2 separate regions of the Homo sapiens genome follow, and region 2 is linked to region 1. Evidence: read pairs that join two places in POLR2A ChIA-PET (ENCODE). Cell type or tissue: endothelial cell of umbilical vein. All regions are shown on one strand. Links, peaks and the distances in the headings refer to the core of each region. The heading gives the core; the rest is flanking DNA. Region 1 overlaps KCNAB2 (potassium voltage-gated channel subfamily A regulatory beta subunit 2). Region 2 overlaps CHD5 (chromodomain helicase DNA binding protein 5).

The links. Peaks named below come from ENCODE experiments on the same cell type or tissue, not always from the same donor. Only the 100,000 strongest peaks of a DNase experiment are listed, where the experiment ranks them.
Region 2: POLR2A ChIA-PET joins it to region 1 with 11 read pairs; 3 of 35 experiments call an interaction of 5 or more read pairs at or near these places.

What each region holds. Positions count from the first base shown.
Region 1 is chr1:6,059,750-6,068,068 of GRCh38, reverse strand. The region is part of intron 2 of KCNAB2 (potassium voltage-gated channel subfamily A regulatory beta subunit 2); the gene reads right to left. Among named protein-coding and RNA genes, the nearest start is that of KCNAB2, 18 kb to the right of the region's middle. RefSeq lists an enhancer at 7,502-8,002. In endothelial cell of umbilical vein, for the core only: no CTCF peak of the experiment used is centred there; no DNase peak of the experiment used is centred there.
Region 2 is chr1:6,123,138-6,131,456 of GRCh38, reverse strand. CHD5 (chromodomain helicase DNA binding protein 5) reads left to right here. Exons shown (of 42, transcript NM_015557.3): 22 at 1,129-1,253; 23 at 2,388-2,619; 24 at 2,848-2,958; 25 at 3,239-3,411; 26 at 4,711-4,885; 27 at 5,599-5,691; 28 at 5,845-5,933; 29 at 6,224-6,357; 30 at 6,796-6,940; 31 at 7,350-7,509. Among named protein-coding and RNA genes, the nearest start is that of CHD5, 53 kb to the left of the region's middle. RefSeq lists a silencer at 3,454-3,748 and enhancers at 3,454-3,748, 3,511-4,400, 4,401-5,288. In endothelial cell of umbilical vein, for the core only: no CTCF peak of the experiment used is centred there; a DNase peak (open chromatin) is centred at 3,576.

The DNA of each region.
Region 1 (8,319 bases), core at 293-8,292:
ATATACATGTTCGGTTTACTCCTAGCTTTATTTTTTTTGAGACAGGCTCTCATTCTGTCACCCAGGCTGGAGTGCTGTGGCGTGATCTTGGTTCACTGCAACCTCTGCCTCCTGAGTTCAAGTAATTCTCCCACCTCAGCCTCCCAAGTAGTTGGGACTACAGGTGCACACCACCATGCCCAGCTAATTTTTGTATTTTTTGGTAGAGACAGGGTTTCATTATGTTGGCCAGGCTGGTCTTGATCTCCTGAGCTCAAGTGATCCACCCTCCTCAGTCTCCCAAAGTGCTGGGATCACAGGCATGAGCCACCTCTCCTGGCTCTAATTTTAGCTTTTGATCCCTACTTAACAAAAGATGTAAACCCCAGAGCTTCTAGAACAGAGAATTCCATTCTGGACTGTCATTAAGCTTAGAGGATTGGACACTTTCAGCCCAGAGGTTCATTAAAGCATGTCTCACCCTCCCAGGACGCAGGGAAGGAAGAGACACGAATGTGGATGCAGGACCCCCAGAGTCATCCCAGAATTCACCTCCAGCAAGGGTTGGCTTAGATGACACGGTTTTCACACGAGGCCCAACTCTCAGGCATTGGTTTTGTAGAGGTTTAAGCCACACAGCTCAGGCATCAGGATGGACTCACAATGCTTTTCAGGTTGGCACCCATACCAGCTATAAACCCAGAAGATTCCCAAATGCAATGAGAACAGTTTGTGGCTGTTTCTGAGGCTGGTGGCCTGCACTCCAGTTTCAGGTCACTGAAAAGCAGAGTTGTCCCCAGTTCGGTTCCTGTTTTGGGAAAACTTTCCCAGGAAACCTGGGAACCAGAGACCTAATTTAGCTTTTCCAGCTTCTGTAGACCACGTGTTGTGGAGACTTCCTTTATGCCTGGAGGATGGTTCTGGACGCAATCAAGGCTCTGGACTCAGAGACTTACATGGGGAGTGAGGAAGGCCGGCCCCCAGAAGGGTGCCCCAGAACCCTGCTCCCGGGACCCTTTGTACAAAGCTGGGACCCTCCCTTTTCCATCCTGGGCACATTCACCCAGCCTTGGAGAAAGGCCCCGGCAGGGAAGAGGAGGGAGGCCCTGCTCCTGACATGAGTGGTCGGCATCCTCCCCACATACAAGTCACAGCACCGGGAGCCAGATGGGGGCTGAGCCCGGGTGGAGGGAAGCAAGGTGCCTGGGCTGACCATCGGGAAACTCCAGATGCGGCCTGGCTGCCTGTGCCTGCTGGAGCAAGAGTCCCGCCTGCTAGAGGAATTGGGCCCTGGGCCTGGCTCAGGTGGAGGAGGGAAGATTCATTCCATCACAGGGTTCACCCCACAGTCCCTCACTATCAAACGGATGTTTGTCATGGTGGCCTGGCTGGAAAGATATCAGACCACCCCCAGGGCATCTTGTGGAGCCTGTGTGCCCAGGGGAGGGCAGGAGGATGTTGGGGGGGCCCTGTGGCCCATGCCTCAGGGTTCCCCAGGAAAAGGGAGCATTGGTGGCTTGGCTATTGTAAACGACCCTCAGAAAGAAAACAGAGGCAGAAGGAAGGAAGACGGCGCCCTCACCATCTCCCCCTGAAACTGGGAAGAAAGAAACTTAGCACTGACCGGATTCTCCACGCTGTTTCTCATCATCTACCAAGCACTAAGCACAGCCCCTCCCGGCCCTCAGCACAAACTGCCCAAGTCTGACAAATGGGGATTTGCAGATTTTATGCGCTCTCGAAAGTGAGGAGGTGGGGAGTTGGGGAGGCCGGGAGGTCAGCCCCCACCCTGCAAAGCTGTGTGCCCCCGTACCTATATTTCATCCTTTGCTGCTTCACGCTGGTGTCACCGGCACACGGGAGGCTCTGCACCGACAGCTGTCCCAGGCTCCGGGCCACCATGGCCACGGCGCGGAAGCGGCCTCGGGAGCCCAGGCTGGGACTGCTGGCCGCCGGTCGGCCCAGCCGATCCTCAGGGCCCCGGCCCTTGAGGCTGTGCTCCGAGCAAACGAAGGACACCTGCATGCTGAGGCCGGGTGCTCAGATCCTGGCTGCGTCCCCTGTCCCCTTGGGCTCAGGAGCCATCTGTCCCCAAGAAACTCTTCTCCCCCGACCAGGACGAGACTTTATCCAGAAGCCAAGGAAGCTGCAGGCATTCCTTGAGGAGTGAGGATTTCCGAAGGCAACGGTGGGGAAGAAGGCTGCACAGCTCTGAGGGAGGGAGTCACATTTCCAGGCCCGAGGTACAGAAGACCTGCTGGAAGCGCGGCTGGAGGTTGGGGGGTGCGCATTTTCTCCTCCCCTCACATCTCTCGTCTCTGCAGGTCCTTCCTCTGTCCCCACCCTCAACCAGCCCTGGCTGCCCAAGTCCTCAGCCCAACAGTCTCCAAAAGTGTTGGGCAGGGCTGGGCTGTGAGTTACTCCTGATGATGAGTGACGGGTGATGAGCACACCCGCCTTCCTTGGACTGGAGAAGGGAGGGCTCTCTCTGGTGTCACTTGTGGAGCCGGAGGTGATGGCCTGGGGGGCTGCGCAGGGCCGCTGTGACTGCTCTTCTGGGGCAGCAGCTCAGGGGGTCTTGGGGAGCAGCTGCTTCTCGGGGCTTCTTGAGTCTTTCTGAGGGGGCCTGGGATCCAGCTCCTGGCTCTGCGCGCTGTGGGCGGCTGAGGCTCCCACCATGTCAATGAGGCGACCAGGGAGAGGCGCGGGCAGCGTCTGGCCATTCATTATTAATGAAGCAGGATGCACAAGCCGCCTGCCTTGGCTGGTCCCCTGAGGCCATCGCTGGCTGCTCCGGGCTGACAGCTGCTGAGCCAGGACTGGCCTGAGGCCTGGGCAGGCGCTGCAGCCAGGGTGGACTCTGCGGGCTGGATGTCTGAGCTTGTAGGCAGCCAGCTCCAAGCAAGGCAGTGCTTGCTCCGGTCACAGCCTCCCTGGCGCATGCCCAGCGGCACCTGCTTGGGGTTCTCCCTCCGGAGAGTGGGGTATCCGCTGGGGGATTGGCACATGGAGAAGCAACATCACCAGAAATGTGAAGAAGCCACTGCGTCTTGATGGTTATGACACAGATGGCCCAAGGAAGGAAACGCGGGGGTCAAAGGGACAGAGAGATTCCAACACTCCCAGTAAAACTTAGGTTACAGCAGACGCTCAATACATACTCTGCAATCAGTGAGTGAATGGCTGAATGAAGCCCCTGCCCTACTTTACTTCATCCTCTTCAGCATCCGGAGGGGCTGGCTCTGCCCTCTGATCCCAAGTGTCCCCCTCACACCCTGCAGGTGGACCCTGGTCAGAGCTGCCTTCTGGGCCCCCTCTTGTCCTGCCAGGAGGTACTAAGGGCACTGGAAGGTGGTGGGGTGACGGGGGATAGGCAACCCTATGCACAGCCCACCCCTCCTTGAGGCTGGACCCCAGGATTCAAAGGCCACAGCCCTGGCCTCCCGGGAGCTCATGGGCTGCTGAAGAGGCACAGATGGCAACCATTCCACCTTTGGCCCCTACCTAGGGCTCAGGTTAAGTCTTTTGCCCCCTACCCTTCTCCCTACTTGGAGGCTCTTTATAGGGTGTGACCAGCAGCAAATCTTAGCATCCCTACTTCCCCTAAATGTGCAAAGCCAGGGCCAAGATGGAATTTGCTCAGACTATCTAACAGAATTTTTCAACAGCCCCCTTCCCTATTTATAAAAAGGATCACATTGATTTGTTCAAAGAGCCTCTGGGTGCCTACTGTGTATCACAAGGCACCTGCTCTCATGGCGCTCACCGTCTAGGACAGGGCTGTTCAACATCTGATCATGTCAGGGGAACTTATTACAAAGGCAGGGTCCTGGGCATCCCCCTGACCTACGGAATCAGTGGCTCTGAGGCCCAGCCCAGAAGGCGGTGTTCAGCCCGGAAGGCGGCGTTTCTACCAAGAGCTTCAAGTGGTGCTACGCATGCTGGCCTAGTGAGACGCAGAAATCCTCTACCTCTTCCTTACGCATTCTCTGCACTCTGGTAAACCGTCGGATCCCACAAAGGCTGGCAACATCGGATCCCACAATGGCTGGCATCTTACTCTTCCCCAGGGGTGTTCTTACCCCAGTGGTGCACGTTAAGCAGCACAGAGTTCAGGGAGACTCACGAGACTTTCAGTCACCAAGTGTAAAATGTCATCGGCCTCACCACATGACCAGGCAATCCCCCCGCTAGCTATGTCCTCAAATAACTGAAAACATACGCCCACACAAAAACTTCAACACAAATGTCCACAGCAGCCTTATTCACAATAGCCCCAAACTGGAAACAACCCAAACACCCATCAACCGACAAATGGAGAAACAGGATGTAGCCCTCTCCAGAAAATGAAGTGTTATTCAGCCATAAAAAGAAGGAAGTGTCCAGTGTGGTGGCTCATGCCTGTAATCCCAGCACTGTGGGAGGCTGAGGTGGGTGGATCACCTGAGGTCAGGAATTTGAGACCAGCCTGGCTAACATGGTGAAACCCCATTTCTACTAAAAATACAAAAAATTAGCTGGCTGTGGTGGCACACACCTGTAATGCCAGCTACTCGGGAGGCTGAGGCAGGAGAATTGCTTGAACTCGGGAGGTGGAGGTTGCAGTGAGCTGAGATCATGCCACTGCACTCCAGCCTGGGTGACAGGGCAAGACTCTGTCTCAAAAAAAAAAAAAAAAAATTACTGGCACAGGCACAGATGAACCTTGAAAACATGATGCTAAGTTAAAGACGGTCATGAAAGAACACGTATGATTCCATTCATATGAAATATCCACGGTGGCTCACACTTGTAATCCCAGAACTTTGGGAGGCTGAGGCAGGTGGATCGTGAGGTCAGGAGTTTGAGACCAGCCTGGCCAACATGGCGAAACCCCGTCTCTATTAAAAATAAAAATAAAAAATTAGCCAGGTGTGGTGGTGGGCGCCTGTAATCCCAGCTACTCGGGAGGCTGAGGCAGGAGAATCGCTTGCACCTGGAGGCTGCAGTAAGCCGAGGTTGCGCTACTGCACTCTAGCCTGGGCGACAGTGAGATTCCGTCTCAAAAAAAAAAAAAAAATCCAAATAGGCGAATCCGTAGAGACAGAAAGCTTGGTGGTTGCAGGGGGTGGGAATGGGGAGTGAGAGTTGAAGGGTATGGGGCTTCTTTCTGGGGTTGATGAACATATCCTAAAATTGTGGCAATGTTTGCACAGCTCTGAATACATGAAAACTGCTGAATTGCACTTAATTCCATATAATTGCATTAAATGAATTGTATGGCACGTGAATTATATTTCAATAAAGCTGTTCCCATCTCCCCCAAAAAAGTCACCTGCCTGAAAACCCTCTGGGCTTCTATTCCTGCTGTTCCCTGTGGAAGTGCCTTTCCTGTTTCTCTGCCTTTGAACTCGGAGTCACTTGTGACATCAGCTCAGACAGTGTGTGTGCGCTATGAAGCTAGGCCCCCAGCACAAGTAACCCCTCCCTTCTCCGAGCGCCACTGACCATGTTCTTCCCAGGGACACCAGGGGGTGGGGAGCAGTTTGCATGTGGTCATCTTGGTGTCTCCACCGTCCAGCACCATGTCACGTGCCCAAAAGCCTTCAATAAATATTGGATCAATGGACCCAGGAAAGACTAATTTATGTTCCTTATGATATGATACTAAGGGACACAAACAGCTGCTAGACAAATGCCCACTTACTGGGGGAATGGCGTTTCCTAGCTCACATTGTGTTCTTTTTTGAGAACCCAAGGTAGAAATTTTAGAGACACTGGACTTTTTTTTTTTGGACTTCTTTTTTTTTTTCTTGTTGCCCAGGCTGGAGAGCAATGGTGCAATCTTGGCTCACTGCAACCTCCACCTCCCGGGTTCAAGTGATTCTCCTACCTCAGCCTCCCGAGTAGCTGGGATTACAGGCATGTGCCACCGCGCTCGGCTAATTTTTTGTATTTTTAGTAGAGACAGAGTTTCTCCATGTTGGTCAGGCTGGTCTTGAACTCCCGACCTCAGGCGATCCGCCTGCCTTGGGCTTCTAAAATGCTGGGATTACAGGCGTGAGCCACCGCGCTTGGCTGACACTGGACTTCTAAGCAATCAGTGGGTTTATTCTTTGCCGGAAAGTCTGTATAAAACACACAGCCCTCACCAGTCACTGCCTGGTCATCTAGTGGGTGAATTTGGTATTTTATTTTTACCACCGACTTATTTTACTGACCTACCCTTATTTTCCATTTTCCCCATATTTGCTATTATTTATTTTAAAAATTTCATGGTAGCAGATTAATTTAACAACGTCACCTACAATCCTTTTTGGAATAAGGTGGGGTGGAGGGTAATTTTAAAAAGAATTCAATATAATTTTTGCATTATGCACATTATATTCCGTTATAATCTGTGAAAATTGGTGGCAGAGATGATTACTCTGTATCAGTGCATGTTACCTGGGAGGGGTTTTGTTCCCCAGGGAACACTGGGCAGCATAGGGAGGCATTTTTGGTTGTCCCAACTGGGCAGGAGGTGCTACTGGCAGTAGGCAGAGGCCACGGATGCTGCCCCATGACAGAGAATTGTCCAGCCCAAGTGTCAATGGTGCCAGGGTTGAGGAGGCCTGCTCTGTTACCAGCCAGAATCTGGGATGGTGTCTCCCTGATCACATCGTCCAGACAAGGGAAGCCTGGAACATTCATGTGTGGGGACACGCCCGGCCCGGTGCTGGGATGACAGGCGTGAGCCCCCGCCCGGCCCGGTGCTGGGGTTACAGGCGTGAGCCACCGCCCGGCCCAGTGCTGGTAGGCTTTGGTCAGAGGCATGGAGCGTGGCTGGTTGACTTCAACCTACAACCCATTTCTGGTTCTTTTTCTGTCTCTCCGGTACCTGCTGTTGATAAGATGAAGCAGCTAGCTCTTGCTGTGATTCACTGGAGAGCAGCCACCCCCATTAAAAGCTCTGCTCTGTGTCCCTGGAGTGCACCACAGACAGCATCCCTGCTGTAGCGGAGGCTTCCGGCTCAGTGCCTGGGGTCCACTCCTCCCCCTTGGGCCTGGAGAGGCTGGAAAGCTGGGGCCGGCCAGCTCCTCCCCTACAATGGCAACAGGCTCGCAGTGGAAGGGGGCGGATGCCCTCTCATGCACAGAACGAGGCCTGTGGAGGGCTCAAGGTCTGGAGAAGGTTTTAGATATGGCTTTTTTTTTTTTTTTTTTTTTGAGACGGAGTCTTGCTCTGTTGCCAGGCTGGAGTGCAGTGGTGCGACCTTGGCTCACTGCAACCTCCACCTCCTGGGTTCAAGCAATTCTCCTGCCTCAGCCACCTGAGTAGCTGAGACTACAGGCACGTGCCACCATGCCCAGCTAATTTTTGTATTTTTAGTAGAGACGGGGTTTCAGCATGTTGGCTAGGATGGTCTCGATCTCTTGACCTTGTGATCCGCCACCTGCCTGGGCCTCCCAAAGTAATGGGATTGCAGGCGTGAGCCACCACGCTTGGCCTGACATGGCTTTTAAAAGCACAGCCTCCAGCAGCTCCTCCGAGAGTGAGACTGAGGGTCTGCATCCTGCAGAGACCGCCTTGTCCGTGCTGAACGGAGTGTGGTTTACACCCAAAGGTGGCTTCTTGCCCAAGGAAGGGCAGAGGATGTTGAACAGTTGAGGGGCTGCCCCAAAGGAGCAGTTTCTAAGAACAAAGGGAGGCAGGGCCGGTGGCCTTCCTGGAGGAGGAGTCCACCAGGAGAGTAAGAGCTGAAGACCCCATAGGGGCTAAGTGCTGTGAGTGTGGCTTCCTCCAGCTGGGGCATGAAGCAAGGGTCCCTGGGAAAGGCCTGAGCCACCCGTGTTCAAGGCCAAGTCAGCCAGCAGGAGAGCGCATCAGCGGTGCCCAGGAGTATGGCAGGGCTCCAGGGAGAAGGTGGGATCCATGTGGAATTCCAGGAGTGTCCTTCTCCTGAGAGCAGAGGCAGGAGGGCAGATGGCGGGAGCCTGTGAGGCAGCAGCAGGTTCTGTGTCTGGAGTAGGGTGACTCACTGGCCTTGCCAGAGGGCGCATCAGATGGTGGGAGACTTGACACGGAGGGACAGTGGGAGGCCGAGGGAAGGAGGAGGCCACAGGACCGATGACAGGACATGTGAGCCTTGCCCAGAGCGCACATCCCACTGGCGGGGCCCATTCTGTGGTTGGGCTGAGTGGACTGTGCTTGAAGCTGCAGGTGATGCTAGGACAAGGCCTCCTGCAGGCCATGTGTGTGCTTCCCGGGAACCGGCTTTGCACGGTCTGCAAAGCCAGTTCCTCCTCCTTCCTCTTGCTCACCAGGACCTCATGGCCCCACTCACTTCCAACTCTAGGAGCCCAGAAAGGGGAGAGAGG
Region 2 (8,319 bases), core at 70-8,069, 64 kb before region 1:
GAGTTCTGAGGGGCCCAGTAGATAACACCTGTTGGGAATGGAGTTAGACAATGAGAAACGCAGACGGGGCCTCTAATATTGACGCCAGGTGAGCCCCAGTTACAAGTGGTGTTGGACAGAGCCTGCCGTATGGTGAATGGTGGCAGAAGGTACAGAGATGCACGTGCTACCTGGGGCCACTTCCAGAGGCAGGAGAGAGTGAAAGGGCTGGGCCACACATGATCAGGCTCTTTCCCCAGAGTCACCCATGCTTGGTCTTCCCTGCCTGGGAAGGAGAGGCGAGGGTGGAGGTCAGGAGGGTCTTGCCGGTGGAGTTCCTCCTGTAGCAAAAGAAACTTCTGGAGTGGGAAGCAGTCGGCTGTAAGCTTCAGTAGCAAGTTTGCAGCAAATAGTAACAAGCTTTGTTTCCCTGGGGCGTCAGCCCTTAGGGGCTGGGGCCACGCTCTCCAAACGCCCAAAGCAGTGATTCCTCTCAAACACTTGTGCCAGAGAGCCAGGAGGAATAGCAAGTTCAGAGTTTCAGGGTCTAGACGTGGCCCAGCCACATGTGGAAGCAGGAGTGGCTGAAGCCCTGGGTGTGCCAGGGGCCTGTTTGCAGCTCCAGTGGGGGCTGTGGTCAGTCCCAGGTCACTGAAGGGCCCTGAGAGGCTGAGAACCAGCCATCCTGTGACAGGGTTGCCCAGTGGGGTGGGACCCCAGGTCCCGGAGCTGCGCCCCTGAGTTTTCCCGGGCTGCCCTGGCAGCATCGGTGGGCTAAGGGAAGCCAGGGGTGGGAAGCTGCGGGGACATGAAGGACTCTGAGCTCTCTAGGGCTCTGCTTGTACTTGCTGGCGGCTTGCACTTTGTTTTTTGCTCATCTGGGGTTTGAAAATTGACCTCCTCGTTCCAGTGCCCTCCCACTGCACTAGGGCTCAGAGCTCGCTGGGGGCTAAGTGGGCTTGGGCAGGCCTCCTCTGGCTCCCCTGAGTGCAGCTGTGGCCACCCGTCTCTGATGGGGTCTCCGGCTTTGTCCTTCTCTGCCAGGGATCTGTTGCTGCAGTTCCTTCTCTCTGTTCTCTCCCCCATCCTTTCTGCCCACCCAAGGTGTACCCCCCCAAACACTCCCATCTGCTGGCCTCTCTTTTTCAGCCCCCGGGGCCCAGCAGTTCTGCTTCCTCCTCTCAACCCGGGCAGGTGGTCTGGGCATCAACCTGGCCACGGCGGACACTGTCATCATCTACGACTCGGACTGGAACCCGCACAATGACATCCAGGTCTGTGCTGCTGCCGCCCACCACCCTCCCAGGGGGCCTCTCATCCCGGGCCTCAGGCAGGTTCTGTCCTTCATGCCCTTCTTGCCATCACCCCCTCACCTATCCTGGTGCTGTGGGCCTCCCTCCCCCGTGGAGTCTCGGCCCCAAGAGGGGCTCTGGGAGTGAGTGGAAGCTTGGCCCCCATCCCTCCAGCTCTGTCCTTGTCCAGAGGAGGAAGCAGGCTTGGAGAGGGCAGGGGAAGTGTCCCAGGGCGCACAGCAGTTCCTAGTGGCCACTGATCTGGTCTTTCCCATCATCCTCAGGACCAAGGCCGTGGAGGGAGGCAGGAAGAGGGAGCCCTGGGACCCAGAGGGGCACCCATTTTGAAGGGGGTGGGGAGCAGAGAGTGGGGCCTGTTGGAGGTGGAGGGGAGGATAAGATAGTGCAAGGGGCAGATGGGGCTGTAAGGAAGGATGGAAGGGCTGTGGGGGGAGGGGTATGGGAATAGAGCCACCCTAGTGTACCTGGCCACCCCTCTCGGGCGCTGGGACACACACATTGAATGCTTACAAATGTAGGGGAACACATACAAATTGATGTCTCATTCACATGTGTGTGCGCCCATGCACATACACAGATATACACGGCCACACCCAGGTCACCTCATGTAGGGCTGCACAGAGTCTCAGGCACTTCCTTGTATTATACTGGGCAGATTCAGCTCCTTGCTGCCCTCAGAAGGTGGCTGCGTGTCTCCAGCACATGGTCTTGTGGTCCCATTAGTGGTTCGCTCACAGGGAAATGCAGCCTCCTACCTCCCCGTGGCCCCCACGAAGCTCTGTGTGGCTTCAGTTACACCCAGCACACTGGCCGTATCATCCCTCACACACTCTTGCACACCTGCAGTCCTGCCTGCTTCCAATGGCTAGAAGCTTTTCCACTCCAAACCCAGCCTGGCACCCAGGCTTGTGGGAGGCTCCGCAGTCAGGGAGGGAGCCCAGCTGCAGTGGTGGGCTCCACACACCTGGACGCACCACACGCCTTTCCCTACACAGTCATGCAGCCCATTCCATGCTCTTGAGCTCATGGGTGTGATCTCCTCCATTGCCTGGAGCCCTGGGTGAGCCACGGGTGCTGAGGTGCAGGTCTCCCCAGGCCTTCAGCCGCGCCCACCGCATCGGCCAGAACAAGAAGGTGATGATCTACCGCTTCGTGACTCGGGCCTCGGTGGAGGAGCGCATCACGCAGGTGGCCAAGCGCAAGATGATGCTCACCCACCTGGTGGTGCGGCCCGGCCTCGGCTCCAAGTCGGGGTCCATGACCAAGCAGGAGCTGGACGACATCCTCAAGTTCGGCACGGAGGAACTCTTCAAGGACGACGTGGAGGGTGGGCCTCTGTTCCGAGGGAGCGTGGCAGGGGACTGGGGTGGCCCGGCTGAGACACCCATCCAGGGCTTGCTTGGGTCCCTGCCCGCTCCAACACACAGCCTCTCTTCTGCACCCCCCACCTGTATCTCCTGGCTAGGACAGCCCAGGGTGGTGTCTCTGGGCACTGCCCGCCAACCCTGCAGCCCTCTGTGGTCCTGCACCAGTGCTTTCCTTCTCTGTCTGACAGGCATGATGTCTCAGGGCCAGAGGCCGGTCACACCCATCCCTGATGTCCAGTCCTCCAAAGGGGGGAACTTGGCCGCCAGTGCAAAGAAGAAGCACGGTAGCACCCCGCCAGGTAGGGGCCAACCCAGCCCAGCCTCAGCTCCTCCTCCGACCAGGTGGCTGCTCCTGCAGAGGAGGGGTTCCCTGACCTGCCCTCACTTGGGCGTCCTGGGACTGCCAGGTGGGCGGCGAGTGGGGCTGTTACAGCGCAGTTTCCTCTGTCTGGTCACCATGCCTCTCAGCTGCAGCCCCTGCTGGGGATGGGAAGGGCCATTGTTGGGAGTCTGTTCCTGGGACCCCGGGGCTGGACCAGGGCAGTCTTTGTCCTCACACTGCATTTGCCTGCTCCCCAGGTGACAACAAGGACGTGGAGGACAGCAGTGTGATCCACTATGACGATGCGGCCATCTCCAAGCTGCTGGACCGGAACCAGGACGCTACAGATGACACGGAGCTACAGAACATGAACGAGTACCTGAGCTCCTTCAAGGTGGCGCAGTACGTGGTGCGCGAGGAGGACGGCGTGGTAAGGTCCCCGGCCCGCCCTCCATCCGCAGCCCCGCCCTCCATCCGCAGCCCCGCCCCCCACTGTGTCCACGCCTTCCACTGTGACCCCGCCCTCCCGCCGCAGCCAGCCCTCCAAGCTGTGACCCCGCCCTCCAGCCGCAGCCCCGCCCTCCCTGCTGTGCCCCGCACTCCAGCGTGTGCTCCGCCCTCCAACCACGTGCTCCGGCCTCTGCAGGGCGGCCCTGTCGCTCCACCCGCGGGCTCAGGACTAGAGACACAACAGTGAGGGAAGGGACGGAGGCAGCGCTGAGGGCAGTACAGCCACATGGGCCGGCCACTGCCCTTGCACACATCAGCCGCCTGCTCCGTGGCGTCATCCCGGCTCCAGTCCAGCTTCCCCACTCTCTGAAGTGCAAGCTGATCTGCCACCCCGTTGCACAGAGCCCTGTCCCCGGGGTCTGGTTTCAGTCCCTACCCAGCTGCACCCTCCCGCCCCTTCCTCAGGGCCTGCATCTCGGCCCTGCACCTGGACCGCCAACGTTCCAGGACGGCCCACAATTTTCTTTTTTTTTTTTTCTTGAAATGGAGTCTCGCTCTGTCGCCCCGGCTGGAGTGCAGTGGCGCAGTATCAGCTCACTGCAACCAACGCCTCCCAGGTTTAAGTGATTCTCGTGCCTCAGCTCCCAAGTAGCTGGGATTACTGGCATGCACCACCACGCCTGTCTAATCTTTGTATTTTTAGTAGAGATGGGACTTTGCCATGTTGGCCAGGCTGGTTTTGAACTCCTGACCTCAGGTGATCTACCTGCTTCGGCCTCCCAAAGTTCTGGGGTTAAGGAATGAGCCACCACGCCTGGTCCACCCCACACTTTTCTCCCTTCTCTACCGGGCAAACCCCAGCTGTCCCCGAAGAGCTCCTTGTGGGTCTCTCCTGGAGGCCTTTCCGTTTCCTCCTCTGCTCCCCACCCTCCGTGCAGACCTGGTGAGCCCATGACCTTTTCCTTTGAAACCAGGAGCCTCCTGAGGGCAGGCAAGGGGGAGCTTATTCAACTCAGTACCTCAGTGCTTGACAGGAGGCGAGGAAATACTTGCTTTGTGAATGGATGGATGAATAAGTAAATGATTGACTGGATAGGGGCAGGGAGAGAAAAGCTAGCTAGGGCCGGGGTGATCAGAGAAGGCTTCCTGGAGTAGGCAGGCCATCCCATTAATCCTTGAGCCCTGAGGGGGCAAAGGGCAGGTCAGGTGGAGGCAGCCTGAGGCTTCCGGGAGGGCAGAGATGGCTCCACCCATGGAACCCGTGGTGCTGCGTCCCCAGGAGGAGGTGGAGCGGGAAATCATCAAGCAGGAGGAGAACGTGGACCCCGACTACTGGGAGAAGCTGCTGCGGCACCACTATGAGCAGCAGCAGGAGGACCTGGCCCGCAACCTGGGCAAGGGCAAGCGCATCCGCAAGCAGGTCAACTACAACGATGCCTCCCAGGAGGACCAGGGTGCGTGCCGGGAGGGAGGGACTGGTGCCCCTCACCCAGAGGCGGAGGGTGGGGCAGGATTCTGTCAGGGCATCCCTGTGCAGAACCCCCGGGAGGTGCGGGCCGGGAGAGCTGGGCGAGTGTGCCAGGAGGGATGGGTGTCCCATACCCAGAGGCGGAGGGTGGGGCAGGATTCTGTCAGGGCATCCCTGTGCAGAACCCCCGGGAGGTGCGGGCCGGGAGAGCTGGGCGAGTGTGCCAGGAGGGATGGGTGTCCCATACCCAGAGGTGGAGGGTGGGGCAGGATTCTGTTGGGGCATCCCTGTGCAGGACCCCCCCGGGAGGTGGGGGCCAGGAACGCTGGGCGGCGCTGGTTGGAGCTGGGAGGCAGCTTTTTGGAGGAAAGGGGACTGGGGGCAGGTGCAGAGGTGCTGGGTGTTTGGGGGAACAAGGTGTGGCTCAGTTCAGTGACTTCACCACTGCTCGTGACGTGGCCTTGGGCACGTCCCTTGCACACAGTATGTGTAATGTGTGGGTACACATGGTACCCTTAGTGTATAACGTGGTGGTGTTGGGATTACTAAATGAGCCCACAGGAAGTATGTGGGCCATTGTCACTGCTTTTTTATGGAGCTGGGGTGCAGGGGCTCGGCGTGGCCCTGGGCATGCTTGAACTTGAGGGTGGGCTTTGCTTGTACAGCTCACTCCGTGCCCCTCTGTCTGGCCCCCTGCAGAGTGGCAGGATGAGCTCTCTGATAACCAGTCAGAATATTCCATTGGCTCTGAGGATGAGGATGAGGACTTTGAAGAGAGGCCGGAAGGGCAGAGTGAGTCTCAGTGTTAGTGGTCTGGGCTACTGCTGAGGCCATGTCAGGGGAGCTGATGGCAGCAGGAGCGGGGCTGGTCTGGGGTCCCGCTGTCCTTGGGGATCAGGAATCTCTGGGCTCCCACCTGAGGAACTGTGGCGGGCTGCTCCCCAGGTGGACGACGACAATCCCGGAGGCAGCTGAAGAGTGACAGGGACAAGCCCCTGCCCCCGCTTCTCGCCCGAGTTGGTGGCAACATCGAGGTGGGGCCTGTCTGTTCCCGCATCTCTTTCTGCCCCTGCTTCCTGCTGCCCCTGGGGTATGGAGGAGGGCTGGGGGACTGCCCCGGGTCTCATGCCAGGTAGAGGCGGAGCTTGGACAGAACTTGGTCTGGTCTTCGCCGTCAGGGTCCTGCCCCAGGTGGAGGCCCCTGCCTTCTCTGTGCCCCCTTCCTACCTTCTCCTCCTCCCATGCTTTTCTTCCCCCATCCCAGAATCCTCCACCCCCACCCCTCTCTGTCCTGGGCTCATACTCCCACGCTCCACTCGCCCAGGTGCTGGGCTTCAATGCCCGACAGCGGAAGGCCTTTCTGAACGCCATCATGCGCTGGGGCATGCCCCCGCAGGACGCCTTCAACTCCCACTGGCTGGTGCGGGACCTTCGAGGGAAGAGCGAGAAGGAGTTTAGGTAAAGGGGCTAGGTGGTGGCCCAGGGTGTGACCACCTGCCCCTGAGTAGGGCAGGGTCCTGCGGGTGAGCCCCACAGAGGGCAGCATTTGCTTCCGCCAGGATGAGGCCGTCTGGAAAGTTCACTGCCACTTGGACTTTGGGTGGCTAGAGTCCTGGTGCCGGGCAGGGCTGATTTGCAAACACTGACCATCCGCCCCTGCCCAAACCAGCTGGTGTTATGGCAGCGAGGAAGATCCCGGTCACCCAGGGCTGTCCTAGGAGGTCCCCTCGCCAGGGAGGCCCTCTCTGTCCTTTCCCGGGCCTGGCCCAGGCCTGACTAGGAGGTGGGCGATGGTTGAAGATCAGCCAGGAGTTCCCCTGGGGTCCTGCCAGCCCTCTCAGAGGGTTCTTGCCGGCCCCCCACTCCCTGAGCCCCAGTCCCCCCCCCCCACCCCAGAGCCTATGTGTCCCTCTTCATGCGGCACCTGTGTGAGCCGGGGGCGGATGGTGCAGAGACCTTCGCAGACGGCGTGCCCCGGGAGGGCCTCTCCAGGCAGCACGTGCTGACCCGCATCGGGGTCATGTCACTAGTTAGGAAGAAGGTGGGTGAGTAACTCTCTGTAGGGCCCTTCCTGGTGGCTGCCTGGGCTCCTGGTGCTGTCCCTTGTGGGTCAGTGGTCAGAGAACAAGTGCCTGGTTCAGGCCACACAGCTGCCCAGGGTCCGAGTCACTCCAGAGGGACTGACCTGGAAAGCCTTTCTGGGTGAGGGGCCTGTGGGGTGGAGGCCAGGATGGTGGGTTACATACAGTTGGAGGACACACAGAGGGTGGGAGGGTGGGCAGGGGAGCTTGTGGTCAGGAGGGGCCTGGCTTGGCCAGCCTTGGGCGGAGGTAGCAGCTACCCCAAGCCTGTGACACTTTCAGCCCCCCTGGCTGCCCTGAGGCCCTTAGGGCTGAGTTGCCACCACTGCCCTCCCTCTTTCCCTTCCACCTTCCCTCCCACCACCCCAGGTTCAGGAGTTTGAGCATGTCAACGGGAAGTACAGCACCCCAGACTTGATCCCTGAGGGGCCCGAGGGGAAGAAGTCGGGCGAGGTGATCTCCTCGGACCCCAACACACCAGTGCCCGCCAGCCCTGCCCACCTCCTGCCAGCCCCGCTGGGCCTGCCAGGTCTGTGGGCTGGGCGGGCCGGGGAGGGCACTGGGGTCATGGAAAGTGGCAAGGTCACAGAAACCCCTAGTCTAACCCACAATCCCACAGAAGACGGCCTCTCCTTCCCCCAAAGCCTCTGTTTGCTGAAATGTCACTCTACAGAGAGTTTTCCATTTTAATGACAGTTACGAGATATAATTTATATACATACTGCAAAATTCACTCTTTTAAAAAACTGGCTGGGCGCGGTGGCTCACACCTGTTAATCACAGCACTTTAGGAGGCTGAGGCGGCAGGATCACCTGAGCTCAGGAGTTTGAGACCAACCTGGCCAACATGGTGAAACCCCGTCTCTACTAAAAATACAAAAGATTAGCCGGGCATGGTGGCACGTGCCTGTAATCCCGGCTGCTCGGGAGGCTGAGGCAGGAGAATCGCTTGAACCTGGGAAGCGGAGGTTGCAGTGAGCCAAGATCACACCACTGCACTCCAGCCTGGGGGGACAAAGCAAGACTCCATCTCAAAAAAAAAAAAGTACTATTCAGTGATTTCTAGTATATTCGTAGGGTGTACAACCATCGCCACTGCCTAAGGCCGGAATATTTTCATTCCCCCTGAAAAAGAAACCCTGTACCCATTAGCAGCCACTCCTTATCCCCCCACCCCAGGCCTGGGCAGCCACTAACCTGCTTCCTGTTTCTGGATTTCGCAATGCTGGATGGTTCGTGTATATGGCACTGCACAGTGCGTGGGCCTTTCTGTCTGGCTTCTGTCACTCAGCCTGGGGGTTCCAGGTTCATCCACATTGCAGCGTGCATCAGTGCTTCA